Linked DNA regions of Homo sapiens: regions 1 and 3 are each linked to region 2. A link is a contact called in ENCODE Hi-C or POLR2A ChIA-PET data. All regions are on one chromosome and are shown on one strand. Each heading gives the region's core, a stretch centred on a gene start or an enhancer-like site at or near the end of the contact. The rest is flanking DNA. Distances are from core to core; before and after follow the strand shown.

The links. Hi-C counts contacts between places; a loop is a spot of excess contacts on that map. ChIA-PET counts read pairs that join two places held with the same protein, here RNA polymerase II (POLR2A). Pooled maps may share reads with other maps.
Region 1: a loop to region 2 is called in a map with no recorded cell type, with 7 times the contacts of the local background. The contact joins the promoter of PAX5 here to the promoter of GNE in region 2. A Hi-C loop is called at or near these places in 1 of 168 maps with a recorded cell type or tissue (CD8-positive, alpha-beta T cell), 2 of 37 single-sample maps with no recorded cell type and 6 of 50 pooled maps.
Region 3: a pooled map shows a loop between it and region 2 (11-fold over the local background). The contact joins the promoter of ZCCHC7 here to the promoter of GNE in region 2. A Hi-C loop is called at or near these places in 8 of 50 pooled maps. POLR2A ChIA-PET finds 5 or more read pairs at or near these places in 2 of 52 experiments (A673 and AG04450).

The regions. Positions count from the first base shown.
Region 1 is chr9:37,031,862-37,036,034 of GRCh38, forward strand. It overlaps PAX5 (paired box 5), which reads right to left and starts at 2,407. Exons shown (of 10, transcript NM_016734.3): 1 at 2,125-2,407. The coding sequence starts at 2,170. RefSeq lists silencers at 2,173-2,293, 2,560-2,739, 3,820-3,979, a promoter at 2,553-2,991 and an enhancer at 3,070-3,119.
Region 2 is chr9:36,256,286-36,260,622 of GRCh38, forward strand. It overlaps GNE (glucosamine (UDP-N-acetyl)-2-epimerase/N-acetylmannosamine kinase), which reads right to left and starts at 2,163. Exons shown (of 12, transcript NM_005476.7): 1 at 2,036-2,163. LOC124902150 (a long non-coding RNA gene) reads left to right here and starts at 2,325. Exons shown (of 3, transcript XR_007061473.1): 1 at 2,325-2,466. RefSeq lists a silencer at 1,904-2,063 and an enhancer at 2,364-2,593.
Region 3 is chr9:37,118,704-37,123,153 of GRCh38, forward strand. It overlaps ZCCHC7 (zinc finger CCHC-type containing 7), which reads left to right and starts at 1,871. Exons shown (of 9, transcript NM_032226.3): 1 at 1,871-1,920. It overlaps LOC105376034 (a long non-coding RNA gene), which reads right to left and starts at 1,697. Exons shown (of 3, transcript NR_188580.1): 1 at 1,093-1,697. RefSeq lists an enhancer at 1,533-1,612.

The DNA of each region.
Region 1 (4,173 bases), core at 1,157-3,656, 780 kb after region 2:
TTCTGAAGGAAGAAAAAGGAAGTCTATTGGCCCATGAAATACCCAGAAGTTGGGAGAAGGAAGAAGCTCTCATAGGAACCAGACCTGGACAACCCTTTGAGCACCAGCTTGGACAGCTTCTCAGCTTCCCTCTCTTCTCCAGCCCTGACCCAGGCTGGAGTGGACAGATGGAAGTGCAGTCTCACTTGAACTGTCGCCCTTTTCCAGGCAGGCAGCTCTTCCCCAACCCATCAGTGAGGAGGGGGCGTGGCTCTCTAGATTTTAAGGCTTGGCCAGCCTAGGGCTCCCGTATCTCACCCCACCCCAAGCCCCACCCAGTCCAGCTATGCAGAGGAATAAAATGCTTTATTGATTAAATGATTATTCAGGCAATTGAACTAATCAAAGAGCCCATCGACCGCCATGAATTACATTCTTCTACACAGCTTGTCGGGAGAGCCAGCCCGAGGACTGCGCAGACCCTCTCCATGACACTCACACATCCCCGCCTCATTCCCCACACATACACAACACCCACTTCCAGGCTCAGGTCTCTCTGAAAGTCCATCTGCTGAGAAGCCCACTGCCAGGGAGAAGGGCCTTCTGAGAATTGAGGATGGAGAAGAGGAGTTTCCAGGTAACTTTTCCTGAGCCCTCATCCTGGGAGCACTCTTCTGCCTCAGATCTCTGCCCTCACTTCTCTCCAGCCACAATTTTGGAAACACAGTTATGCCCCAGAAGTTGTCCTGGGCTTGGGGTCTAAGTTTATCCTTTTTGCTCTTAGGCTTGTATTTGAGGCTGGAGGAGAGATGGGGGTTCTCAGAGGGCACAGAGATGGGGGAAGGGGGCTTCTTGCCAGGGCCAAGAGAGTGTTTGTGTGGGAGTTACACAGTGGCCTAGTGAGTGAAAGAGGCCCCCCATACCTGATTCATGCCTCAGGGCAGATGGAGGCCTACTGTCCCTGCTATCTCCTCTCAGACATAAACACATCCTGCTACCTACTTCTCAGGCCTGTGGGAGGCACATGGGGACCTAAGCCAGGGAGGCCTGTGCGCATACAGGCCCTAGAGCTGAATGCCCAGACTATGCACATGCATCCACCCACTGTGCTCTCCTCCACTGGTGCGGCACCCACAGGATAAAACCTGAGGACACAGTGTGTGTGTGTCTGTGTGTACACACAAATACACACGCCAGTGTCAGAGGCTTGTCTAGGTGAAAGTGAATGTAGGCTGGGGGTCCCTAGAAATGTCACAACTAACCCTACAGGTGTCCGCTGTCATCTGCAAGGTTGTGCCTGCCACAGGAGACCTGTTTGTACAAATGGTAGCCTGAACAGTGCTCACTGCACACCAAGAGGCTGCATGCCCTGAATTCACACCTTCATTCCTGGTCCTATCTCCCAATAGAATGGACACTGGGCCTTACAATGCACATGCTAAACACCACGGATCTCCATAGGCCCCAGACCCACGTCTAGGAGTTTGCCTAGAGACACAATGTGAACATTGGCGTGTATGCATCGGACAGCCGTTGACATCCAAAAATGGAAAGGTCAGTGTAGCCACTTCTTTCTCACATCCAAAAATCACTTGGGATATAACAGGTGAATGCAGACCCTTTAAATAGTGGATGTACACTCAGATATTTCCGAATTACATAAATAACACTCATAGTAGACACACATTTTGGATACCCAAAAGAATATACACAAGTACTAACTTATAAACACACACGAATACCCCACGAGTATAAAGATACACACACACACACACACACACACACACAGGCAAACAACTTTTGGACACAAACTCATATATTTTTACATCTTTTAAAAATACATATACTGTAATGAACACACTGAGTCCCTTATATAAACACACAGGCCCTAACTTGCAGACCCCCGGAAGGACGCCAGCGTGAACATTCAGAAACAGAGAAAAACACAGACAAACTCACAGATATTTGGACTGATGCAGAAGTGTGTGAACAGATAGGTGAAAAAACATAACAAACACGCCGCAGTTAGACAGTCTCTACGAAAATGCGGCGCGCCCCCTCCTCCTCCAGGGTCACCCTGCGTGGGGACCAAGGCCTGGCCGTGTCCCGGAGTTTGCACATCTGGAGCCCGTATCGCGGTCCTACCTGTCCTGCTGGTCCGAGGAGTCGGATAATTTTTCTCTAAATCCATTTTGATTTTTCAGGACTTGATGGAATGGACAGGGAAAAGTTTCCACTTTTTTGTGCCTTTTTTTTTCTTTTTTTTTTTTTTTTTTTTTTTTTTTTGGTGCCAGGGGCCGCTCACAGGTCGGAATAATTCAAGCCTTCCGCTCCCCCGCCGAGCTGGGGTAGCTGATCACTGAGCTGAAACTAAACGTTTTAGGTGGAAAAAAAGCGTCCGAAGGCACCGTGAAATGATTAAGGAACTAAAGAGCTTCTCGCCATGTGAGATCATGTCCTGTTCTCGCCAACATCACAAGATGTCCCCAGACACGCCGCGCCCCCAGCGCGCCGCCCCACACTGCCGGCCCGGAGCGAGGAAAGGGTAGGCGCTGCGCGGCCGGGCCTGCTCAGCGCGCCAGACGTGGCGGACCCGGCCCGGCCGGAGTAGAGCGGGAAGCCGGGAGAGCAGCAGTGCTGCTGCCGCGCCGCCCCAGACTTTTATAGGGGTTGGGGGGAGGGAAGGAAGGCTTCAGCCTGCGCCGGGCGCTAGCCAGCGCACCTACGGGAAGGGGCAGACCGAAGCGGAGCCCGGGAGCCCGGGTCTTCCAGCCGCACCTTCTATTAAGACATGCGCTTGGGGGTCGCGGCCCTCTGCGCTGTGCGCGGGGCCTGTGACATCTCCATGTGCAAACCCCGCTGCTTAGACGAGCGCAGGCCGGGTTTTTGTTTTTGAAGAAATTAACTGCTCGGCCAAGCAGGTGCTTTTGAAAGGGGTTGCAAAGGCTGGCAGTGTTGCCAGGCACCGAGGCGACGTTCCGGTTTACTCCGATTCACCCCTAGGGCGGCGCCCGACCCCAGGGTTCCCAGCCATCCAACCCCCACCCCAATTTGTTGGGGTCCTGACTATTGCTGGGCCCCTGACCCTAGGGCAGCGCCAGATCCCTAAAGCCCCCAGGTCCCATCCAGTCTTCTAGTCCCAGAACCCCTCCCCACATCAAGTTCCATTCTGGCCCAGAGCATGGAGGTTAAGCTGTGAAATACTGGAGATGAAATCCGGGCTTCCGCTTTGGAGCACCCGGGCAGAGCAGAACATCTCAGTAGTTTCTGGAGATTGGCGGGAGTTCCAGACACCTTACCCCGGCCCATAAGTGGAATCGCATTGCCCTCGAGCCCTGAGACGTTGTGGAGTCCCAGAGCCCCAGGACTTGATTCCAGAGAGGAAATCAGATCCACAGAGACCGAGCAGAGGTGTGGCATGTCCAGCCCTCTCTCTTCGGGCCAGACTCAAGCCTCCCCTCCCTGTTCCCCTCCCCAGCCTTGAGTTAGTTCAGCTGCTGGGCCTAGCCACTGAAAGCCTGTGGGGCCCTGCAGCGGGGTGGTCGCAGGGGAAAGGTTCTCCAGGGCGGGGGAGCGCTCCGTAGGAGGACTCCTGGCCCGCCGGACAATGGCAGTTTTGGAGAGTGAATCGTCCTCAGCAAGAGTGTTGTTTGTTTTTTGGAGGGGGTGGTCACGAGGCTGGGTCGCAACCTAGGGGGAAGAGCCTAGAGCTCGAGGAAAGGGGGGCCCCCGGCGGCAACTGGACATCACATATCCACTGAGCAGATTTCGCCACAATCGGAAATGTGGCTGTGGATTCCCGGGCGGCCCCCCCACCAAGTGGTCTGCGCAGTTCCCCAGCGCCGCCTCCTCCCTGCAGCCTGCGGGCCCGTGTCCCTACCCCGAGATTTGATTTTTGGCCATCTCCGAGTGCTCGACTCTTTCCCTCCGCAGCCCAGCCCCAGCCCAGGCTTCCCGCCCTCCCGCCTCGCCCGCGCCGGGAGGCAGCGCCTGGGAGGAGCGGCCTGTCCGCGCCTGGAGATCAAAAGCCCTCCCGGAATTGACATTTCACCCCGGGCTGGGGGCGGGGGGTGTTGGTGTTTTGTTGTTGTTGTTGTTTCCATTTAGAGGGCTTGTTTTGTTTTTGTTTGTTTTCTGTGAGTTTTCATTTTTCCATGGGATATTCTTTTGTTTCGGGTGTTTTGCGTGTTGTTT
Region 2 (4,337 bases), core at 913-3,412:
CCAGGCTGGAGTGCAGTGGTGCAATCTCGGCTCACTGCAACCTCCGCTTCCTGGGTTCAAGCGATACTCCTATCTCAGCCTCCTGAGTAGCTGGGATCACAGGCGCCTGCCACCACATCGAGCTAATTTTTGTATTTTTAGTAGAGATGAGGTTTCATCATGTTGGCCAGGCTGGTCTTGAACTCCTGACCTCAGGTGATCCGCCTGCATTGGCCTCCCAAAGTGCTGGGATTACAAGCGTGAGCCACCACGCCCGGCAGAAACCCAAATTCTTAAAGACTACTTTCTGCATTCTCTCAACTCAAGACCGTCCATTATAAATGCTGACAAAAGGTGATTAACCCTTTCCAGAAAAATAATGCCCCACTCAACCGTGGAAAGAGTTCTTTGTGAAGAGAATATTTTTAAGGCTATCAAATAAAAATAATGAACACTTGGGTCAAGCAGTCACTGAACAGAGGAAACAACAGTAAACATTTGCTGAGCGCTTCTGAAGTGCCAAACATTGTGCTAATAGGTTTCTTCACATGTATTAACTCATTTCATCCTCACAGCCCTCGTATTAGCCGCGTTTTACAGACAGGAAGCACAGAGAAAATAATTTACTTGCCCCAAATCACTGTTTAATAGTTCATCATTGGCCAGGCGCGGTGGCTGACGCCTGTAACCCCAGCACTTTGGGAAGCCGAGATGGGCGGATCACTTGATGTCTGTTCAAGTCCAGCCTGACCAACATGGTGAAACCCCGTCTCTACTAAAAATACAAAAATTAACCGAGCATGGTGGCAGGCGCCTGTAATCCCAGCTACTTGGGAGGCTGAGGCAGGAGAATTACTTGAACCCAAGTTCATCATTGAGAGAACCGAAAATCAAACCCTTGTCTGAATGACTTCAGCGCTCAGAACACTGTCCCACACCCAGTGTTTGCCTTGTGTCTGTTCATTCCATAAACATCCATGAGTACAAATCTTCCTCGAAAACATGATAAATCGCCCTTTCATCAGTGCAATGAGGATGGGACTCAAAGGAATAAGAAGGAAAGAGCTATATAAAGCTGTCTGAAAGTCAGGGCCCCATTCCGACGCTATAATTCGGTTTGGCTTCAACTGCGGCGCTCCTACAGTTGGGTTAACGAGTTACCTATACTGCGAAACTGTACCCCACCCCTCCTACCAGAGTAGTAAAAAATACGTTCTTGTGTTCTAACAATTTTACAAGCGTAAAACTGGGGGGAGGGGCCGGGCGCGGTGGCTCACGCCTGTAATCCCAGCACTTTGGGAGGCCGAGGTGGGCGGATCACGAGGTCAGGAGATCGAGACCATCCTGGCTAACATGGTGAAACCCCGTCTCTACTAAAAATACAAAAAATTAGCCGGGCGTGGTGGTGGGCGCCTGTAGTCCCAGCTACTCGGGAGGCTGAGGCAGGAGAATGGCGTGAACCTGGGAGGCGGAGCTTGCAGTGAGCCGAGATCGCGCCACTGCACTCCAGCCTGGGCGACAGAGCGAGACTCAGTCTCAAAAAAAAAAAAAAAAAAAAAAAAAAAAAAAAAAATTGGGGTGAGGGCGGGGAATTAACGTTTCTCAAATATACAAGGAAGCCCAGACTCAGAATGTAGACTCAGAGCAGGGAGGGGACCTTTTAGCCCAGCCTTTTCACGCCAGGACAGCTCGCCTGCCAGGCAGTTCTCCACCCTCTCTCGCCCCGCCCCGCTCCTAACGGGACAGTCAGCATCCCCCCTGATTGGACAGCACTGTTCCAGGGGACAAGTCAACCTGGGCCTCCCTCTACATCCCCTCCCCTGCTCATCAGGGCCCACCCCGAGCCACACGGCGGAGCCCTGAATTGGGCCAAAGAGGTGCCCTATGGTGAGGCCTGCAGGACATTGGGCGAGAGCCGGGTCCAGTGTGGGCCTCGGGGCGCGGTGGGGTGGAAAGCGGCCGGGGAGGGGAGGCCTGGGGCAGGAGGCCGGGGGAGGCGGCCCTGGGGGTGGGCAGGATGCTCTCCCGGAGTCCCACGCCGCCGCGCGGCTCTCACCAGACGCCGTCAGAGGCTCCCTCCCACGCCGCCACCGCGCTCCTCGGGCGAGGGACGAACCAAGCGCCACGAAGCAGGCAGAGCGCGAGCCTGCCCCTCGGTTTCCGCGCTCGGGCGCGCGGGTAGACGACTCGTCGCTCGACCTTGTCCCCACTCCTCGCTCGCCCAGCCACGCCCACCCGGAGTGCCGAATCCGCGATCGCGCCCTGACGCCACCCGAGAGAGCTCGCGTGATTGGCTGCTCCCGTCCCCGTCCCCCACCTTCCCGGCGGTATTTTGAGGCGCAGGCAGGGTGCTGACCAGCGGACCATCTTCCATGGCCTCTGCCGCGCTGGAGCTGCTGCGGGGCTGTCCTGCCAGCTTGTGCTCCCGCCCCGAAGCGTCCTCCTCCACTGGCGACACACGCACTGAAGCCCGAGTCTTCCCGCTGGGTAGTTGTTTTGGTCTTGCACCCAAGGAGGGATTTCTTGCGCCTCTTGTTCCCTCAGTTATTTCATAAACCAGGACCGCAACTATACTGTCGTGTAGCGCGGCCACCCCACAGCGGTCCCTGACGTTAACCCTTGCCGTGACTGCTAGAAGACACTGGTGGAGTGTGAATTGATGACCAAGGCATGGCAGAGCCTCTCTCATCTTTATAATCAGTTCAGCGGCGGCCTCCACTACAGGGAACTCCCAGCCAGTCCCGAGGCCTAGGGACATCCAGGGAGAAACGTGGCGGTGGTAAAGGGCTTGCGCAGCTCCTGAAGATAAATAAGACTTTGGGTTGCTGTTGTTTTTGAGACAAGGGTCTCACTATGTTGTCCAGGCAGCACTCGAGCTCCTGGCCTCAAGCCATCTTTTCTGGCTTCAGCCTTCTGAGTAGCTGGGACTACAGGACCATGCCACCGAATCAGGCTTTAAGACTTTTTAATGACCCTTTCAAATTTCTGAGTCACTCCCAGCATTTTAGGAAGCCAAGTGAGAAGGCTAGCTTGAGGCCAGGAGTTCGAGACCAACCTGGGCAACAGATTCCTGAGTCACCATTGACAAGAAACTTTGAATGAAGTTGATGATACAAAATATTAACATCTTTTTTTTTTTACAACCATTAAAAATTTACCACAGGTGAAACTAAGTCTAACAGTTCATTGAGATTTCTTGCTGTACAGCAAATTTCAAATCTCATCAAACTGCAGTTTGTGATGCATTTCAATTAATAATGAAGCTCTAATTTGTAAAATACTTATGAACTCTTAGTTCTCCTGTGGCTAGCTTGGAGCCACGAAAAGGTCACATTAGCCACAAAAGAAAAGACATTAAGGGATTTTTGCAAGGAAGTGCTATCAGATTTCTTTTTTGTTTGTTTGTTTGTTTTTGAGACAGGGTCCCACTCTATCGCCCAGGCTGGAGTACAGTGGTACGATCTCAGCTCACTGAAACCTCCACCTCCCAGGTTCAAGCAATTCTCCTGCCTTAGCCTCCCGAGTAGCTGGGATTACAGGCACACACCACCATGCCCGGCTAATTTTTGTATTTTTAGTAGAGACGGGGGTTTCACCATGTTGGCCAGACTGGTCTCAAACTCCCGACCTTAGGTGATCCGCCCACTTTGGCCTCCCAAAGTGCTAGGATTACAGACATGAGCCACCACACCAGGCCCAGATTTCTTTTTTAAATCACACTGGCTGCTCTGTGGAGAATGGATTGGTAGCAGTGAAACTCAACTGAAGTGGATGGATATGATGTTTATTTTGGAAGTAAAATTGATGAGACTTAATTATAGGTTAGATATAAGGGGATGACAGGGAAAAAGACTCAAGAATGACCTCCGGGCCAGGTGTGGTGGCTCACACCTGCAGTCCCAGCACTTTGGAAGGCAGAGGTGGGAGGATCGCTTGTGCTCAGGAGTTCCAGGCAACAGTGAGCTCGATCAAACCACTGCACTCCAGCCTGGGTGCTGGATCGAGACCTCATCTCTTAAAAAAAAAAAAAAAAAGAAAGAAAGAAAGAAATGACTTCCAGGTTTCTGCCATTAGGAATTGGGTGGTTGGTTGTGTGCTAAGATGAGAAAGGCTGGGAGAGTGACCTGGTTTGGGAAGAAAAAAGTAAAGTTTTAATTTAGGGCATGTTATGATTGAGATGCCTGTGAGCCACATGAAGCTATTAAATGTGCAGTGAGATATATGAATCTGAAGACAGACTCACCAGACTATAAATGGTGTATTAGTTTCACATATGCTGTAACAAATTACCACAAAATTAGGGTCTTTAAAACAACACAAATTGGCCAGGCGCGGTGGCTCACGCCTGTAATCCTAGC
Region 3 (4,450 bases), core at 621-3,120, 860 kb after region 2:
CCGCCTCGGCCTCCCAAAGTGCTGGGATTACAGGCGTGAGCCACTGCGCCCAGTCGCCCAGTTAATTTTTAAATTTTTAAATTTTTTTGTAGAGACAGCGTCTTGCTATATTACCCCGGCTGGTTTCGAATTCTCGGCCTTAAGCTATCCTCCCACTTCGGGCTCCCAAACAGGTGAGAGCTACCCCATTAGCCAGGCAGGCATTCAAACTTTATCAGGCCCAGAGGGACTTGAGTATGGTACTTCAGTTAGCACCATCCCATGTAGGTGGTGGTGGGGGTGGGGGTGGGGGGTAGGGGTGTGTGGCAATTGTTTAAAGGCATTTTGTTCTTTTCTTCCCAGTACCTGCATCACCCTTTATCTTCGTGTTCCTAAAATTTGTGATAGAAAGAACAATGTGTAGCCAATGGATAGCTTATGTTATTTTAGTGTCAATTCTTGGTATGTAGTTTAGCAAAAGCCTCTTCTTTTTTCCTTTAAAAATTCACTCGTGGCCGGGCGCGGTGGCTCACGCCTCTAATCCCAGCACTTTGGCAGGTCGAGGCCAGGAGTTCGAGACCAGCCTGGCCAACATGGTGAAACCCCGACTCTACTAAAAATACAAAAATTAGCTGGGCGTGGTGGCAGGCGCCTGTAATCCCAGCTACTTCGGAGGCTGAGGCAGGAGGATGGCTTGAATCTGGGAGGCGGAGGTTGCAGTGAGCCGAGACCGCGCCATTGCACTCCAGCCTGGGCAACAACTGCGAAACTCCGTCTCAGGAAAAAAAAAAAAAAAAAAAAAAAAAAAACCATAAAGAAAGAAAAAAATTCACTCGTAGCTGCTACAAGAAGTGTAATGGCTCATGCCTGTGATCCCAGTGCTTTGGGAGACAGAGGTGGGAGGATCGATACCTTTAAGCCTGGAGCTTCACAAGACAAAGAACTCAGTTGAAACTGCTGCTTATCGGATCACATATTAAGGGCAACTTGAATTGATGATCCCAGGTTGCCCTCATCAAACTTGGCCCAAATAAATTCTCCACTTATATTAACTTTGCCTCAGTTTTTCCTTTAGGTCGACAGTTATTTCTAAAGTTCTACAGATGGGTTTACCTTGTATTAAAATAAGGTGTGAGAAGGGCAAATGAAGCCAGAGGCTCCCAGCACAATCTTGCAACCTTCAGAGACTTCCAAAGGATCAGCATTAACTCCAATATTTAGCAGGAGTGCAGCTCTTCGAGATTCACAAAGTGTTAATCTGTTGCCTAGAATTCCAGAGAGTTGGAGGCGCCCAGTGTGAACTGTGTTCCGCCTAAAAGAAAAAGCGACCAGCCTAAGATCATGAGCGCAAGGGAGAAGCTTGAAGCCATGCGCTCTCAAGTACGCGTTTCCCGCTGCCCAGGTCTGCGGGCCAAGCAGCCAGCCACGCTGGCCCTCGTCATGCACGCGATCAGCTAGGCTCCCGCGCCACGTGGCACTGAGAAGGCGTCCACCGAGCGCCAGGGAGAAGGAGGCGGAGCCCGGCCTCAACCTCGCCCGTGTCCTCATGGGGGTTGTAGTTTTCCTCGCGGGGGTAGAGGGCACGAACTCCCCGGCTTTTGCCCGGTAAATAGCATCTCCTTCGTACGAGTCATTCAAATAATAGATGCAGCCTAGGTAGCTTCAAGAGAAGTTGGGAAGGGGAAGGGGGAAAGCAAGGAAGGCAAACCTAATAATTATGGGCGGGGCAGAGAACGGTTCGCACCCACTACGCATGCGCACATCAGGCGCGGCAGGTGGGCGGGGACGGAAAGGCGGTGACTAGAGCTGTGTTGTCCCCGGAAGTGCCTTCCCTCCCGGGTCTGCGCGGACGCGGCCTCCTTACCTCATTTGTCCTCGCCCCTCCCCGTCCCTCTACGCGTTTTGGTTCCCGGTTGGTGCTTCCTGTTCGCAGCTGCGGCAGTGAGTATGTGTGTGACGGACCCCCGCCGCCCGCGGCTCGGGACCCCTGCCTACCCTCCTTCTTGCCCGCCGGGCTGTGGAACTAGCGCGTGCCCCCTCGCCGGCCTCGACGTCTCCCGTCCGCCCCTCACTCGTGGCAGGGCGCAGCTCCTGGTCCGTCACCTGCGCGCCGCCCCACGCGGCCGGGCTGCGGGTCTAGGGGGTCCGCGTCTCCCTGGCTTTCCAAGGGCTAATGCCGTGATTCTAGAGCGGCTGGGCGTCTAGGGCCTCGGTGAGGGTGGCGTGTCTGCCCTTTTTATTTCCCCGCAAGGCCCCCAGTCTTCTAGGGAAGCCAGTCAGTGAAGCGCGGAGGTCCCGGCGCGCCGAGAGAGAGTCCAGTCTTTGAGGACCGAGTAGTCCTGGGCCACCTCCCGCCTCTGCTGTCAGAAGCAGCAGCTGCAGCAGTAGAATCCAAAATTTCGGGAGCTGTGACCCTTTCCTCATGTAAAACGAGTAGACTTGGACTGTGTTTACTAAGGCGCCCTTTATCCCTCCCATCCTGTGAGCGGACAGTTGCCTTCAACTTTTGGGAAGAGCTGCTGGTTCGGTGGAAAAGCTGTGGCTGGGAATCAGGAGGCCTGGGTTCTAGCCGTGGCTCCCCCACGGATTCGCTGGCGATTCCAGAAAGCTCTTATTGAAGCTGAATTTAAGATTATTTCAGATTGCACAGTTGAATTACGGGCTGCATTAGTAGGGCCTTTTTAGCTCAGTGAATAAGTTTCTCTGAGCTCCTTTCTCCAACTATAAAACGAGAGCGTTCAATTTGATGACTTTTCAGGTCCCCTCAGAAGCTCTTGACTTTGTGGTTTTCTTTTTCTTTTTAAAATTTTTTCTAGGACCGTTAGAGAAATGACTTCGTGTTTGAATAGTTAGGCTGTCGCATACAAAGACTTTTAAATGGATTGTGTGTATACTTAGGAAAGCGTTATGCTTTCAGGAGAATCTGAGCATGGGGAATAAAGTCAGGAAGGATCGCAAGTGAGGATTATATTAATATGATAATTAGCACGGTAAGAGACTGCATGACCGAAGGAAAAGGGCTAAGGGAAAGGTGAAGGAAATGTTTCCGGATAGGATTAGTTCTCGTAAAAATCATATATATATCCCAAGAAGAGCTGGGACTTAAGTGACTAAATTTAGCTTATTTTTTTTCCCCCACTGAAATACTGTGCTCTGTTTGTCTTTTGTGACTTTTGTTTTACACATTTGGATTCTCCATCCCAATCAGATTTGATTCAGAGTGGCCATCGCATTTGAAAAATGGACAGACATTTTAACCCTTTAGACAATTGTGTTTCAACTGTCCTGTCAGGGCAGCTTACTAAGAGTAAGAAAAATTTTACTTTGAAAGTAAAGTGTATTCATCACATTCCAATGAAAATTGGACTGAAAATGAGGCTGTGGATTTGATTTAAATCGGCCGGAGATGGATGCGTGTGTCATCAAGAAGGAACATCTAGGGAGGCTAAAGATATTTGGAAGTAAATAAGAGCAAAAGGTCAGAATGACCAGTAGGTAGACTGTGAGAGCAGAAGGATTGATTAAAGACTGTGTTAAGTAAATGCTGAAAGCTTAAATAAGCCTTAAGTTGTCTAGTTTAAAACAATTCAGTCAATGAATACTGCTCCCTCTTTTGAATGGTAATAGCCTTTGCAGTTATTCTATAGCTGTTTTATATTTGTTAAGGTATTTTAATTCTTAGATAAGTTTCATTTGCATGATATTTTAAGATGTTATATAGGAAACATCTTTTCTGGTCATGGGATTGATAGTTTTTGAGTACCAACTTGGGAGATTCTTAAATGGCAAACTGACAAACGTGTGTTTTCCTTACACCTAAAATGTCTCATTTAGTTTTTAAACTCTGCTGGGACATAAAATGGATATTTGTGAGGTAAATTTAGGTGTTAGAACCAATGCAAATATTGCAATGAAGGAAGGTTTTTCTTCAAAAAATCTTAATTTGAAGTTAACTTATTTGAAAATTTTATTTTGGGCCATGTGCGGTGGCTCACGCCTGTAATCCAGGCACTTTGGGAGTCCGAGTGGGGCGGATCACGAGGTCAGGAGTTCGAGACCAGCCTGGCCAACATGGTGAAACCCGTCTCTGCTAAGAATACAAAAATTACCCAGGCGTGGTGGCGCGTGCCTGTAATCCCAGCTACTTGGGAGGCGGAGGCAGGAGAATTTCTTGAACCCAGGAGGAGGAGGTTGCAGTGAGCCGAGATTGCGCCACTGCACTCTCACCTGGGGGACAGAACGAGACTCCGTCTCAAGGGGGAAAAAAAGAAATTTGTTTAAAAATTTTAGTAAACAGTTGGCTGAGAATCACAGAAATGTGAATCACTTCTAGCCGTGTTCTTAACCAGCTGCATAACCTTGAATAGGCTTCCTATCTCTTTGTATTTCAGTTTCCTGATGGGAAGATTGAGGAGTCTGTATGAGATAATCTGATTTTGTTACCTAGTTAGTATACTTGGGAATCATGTAC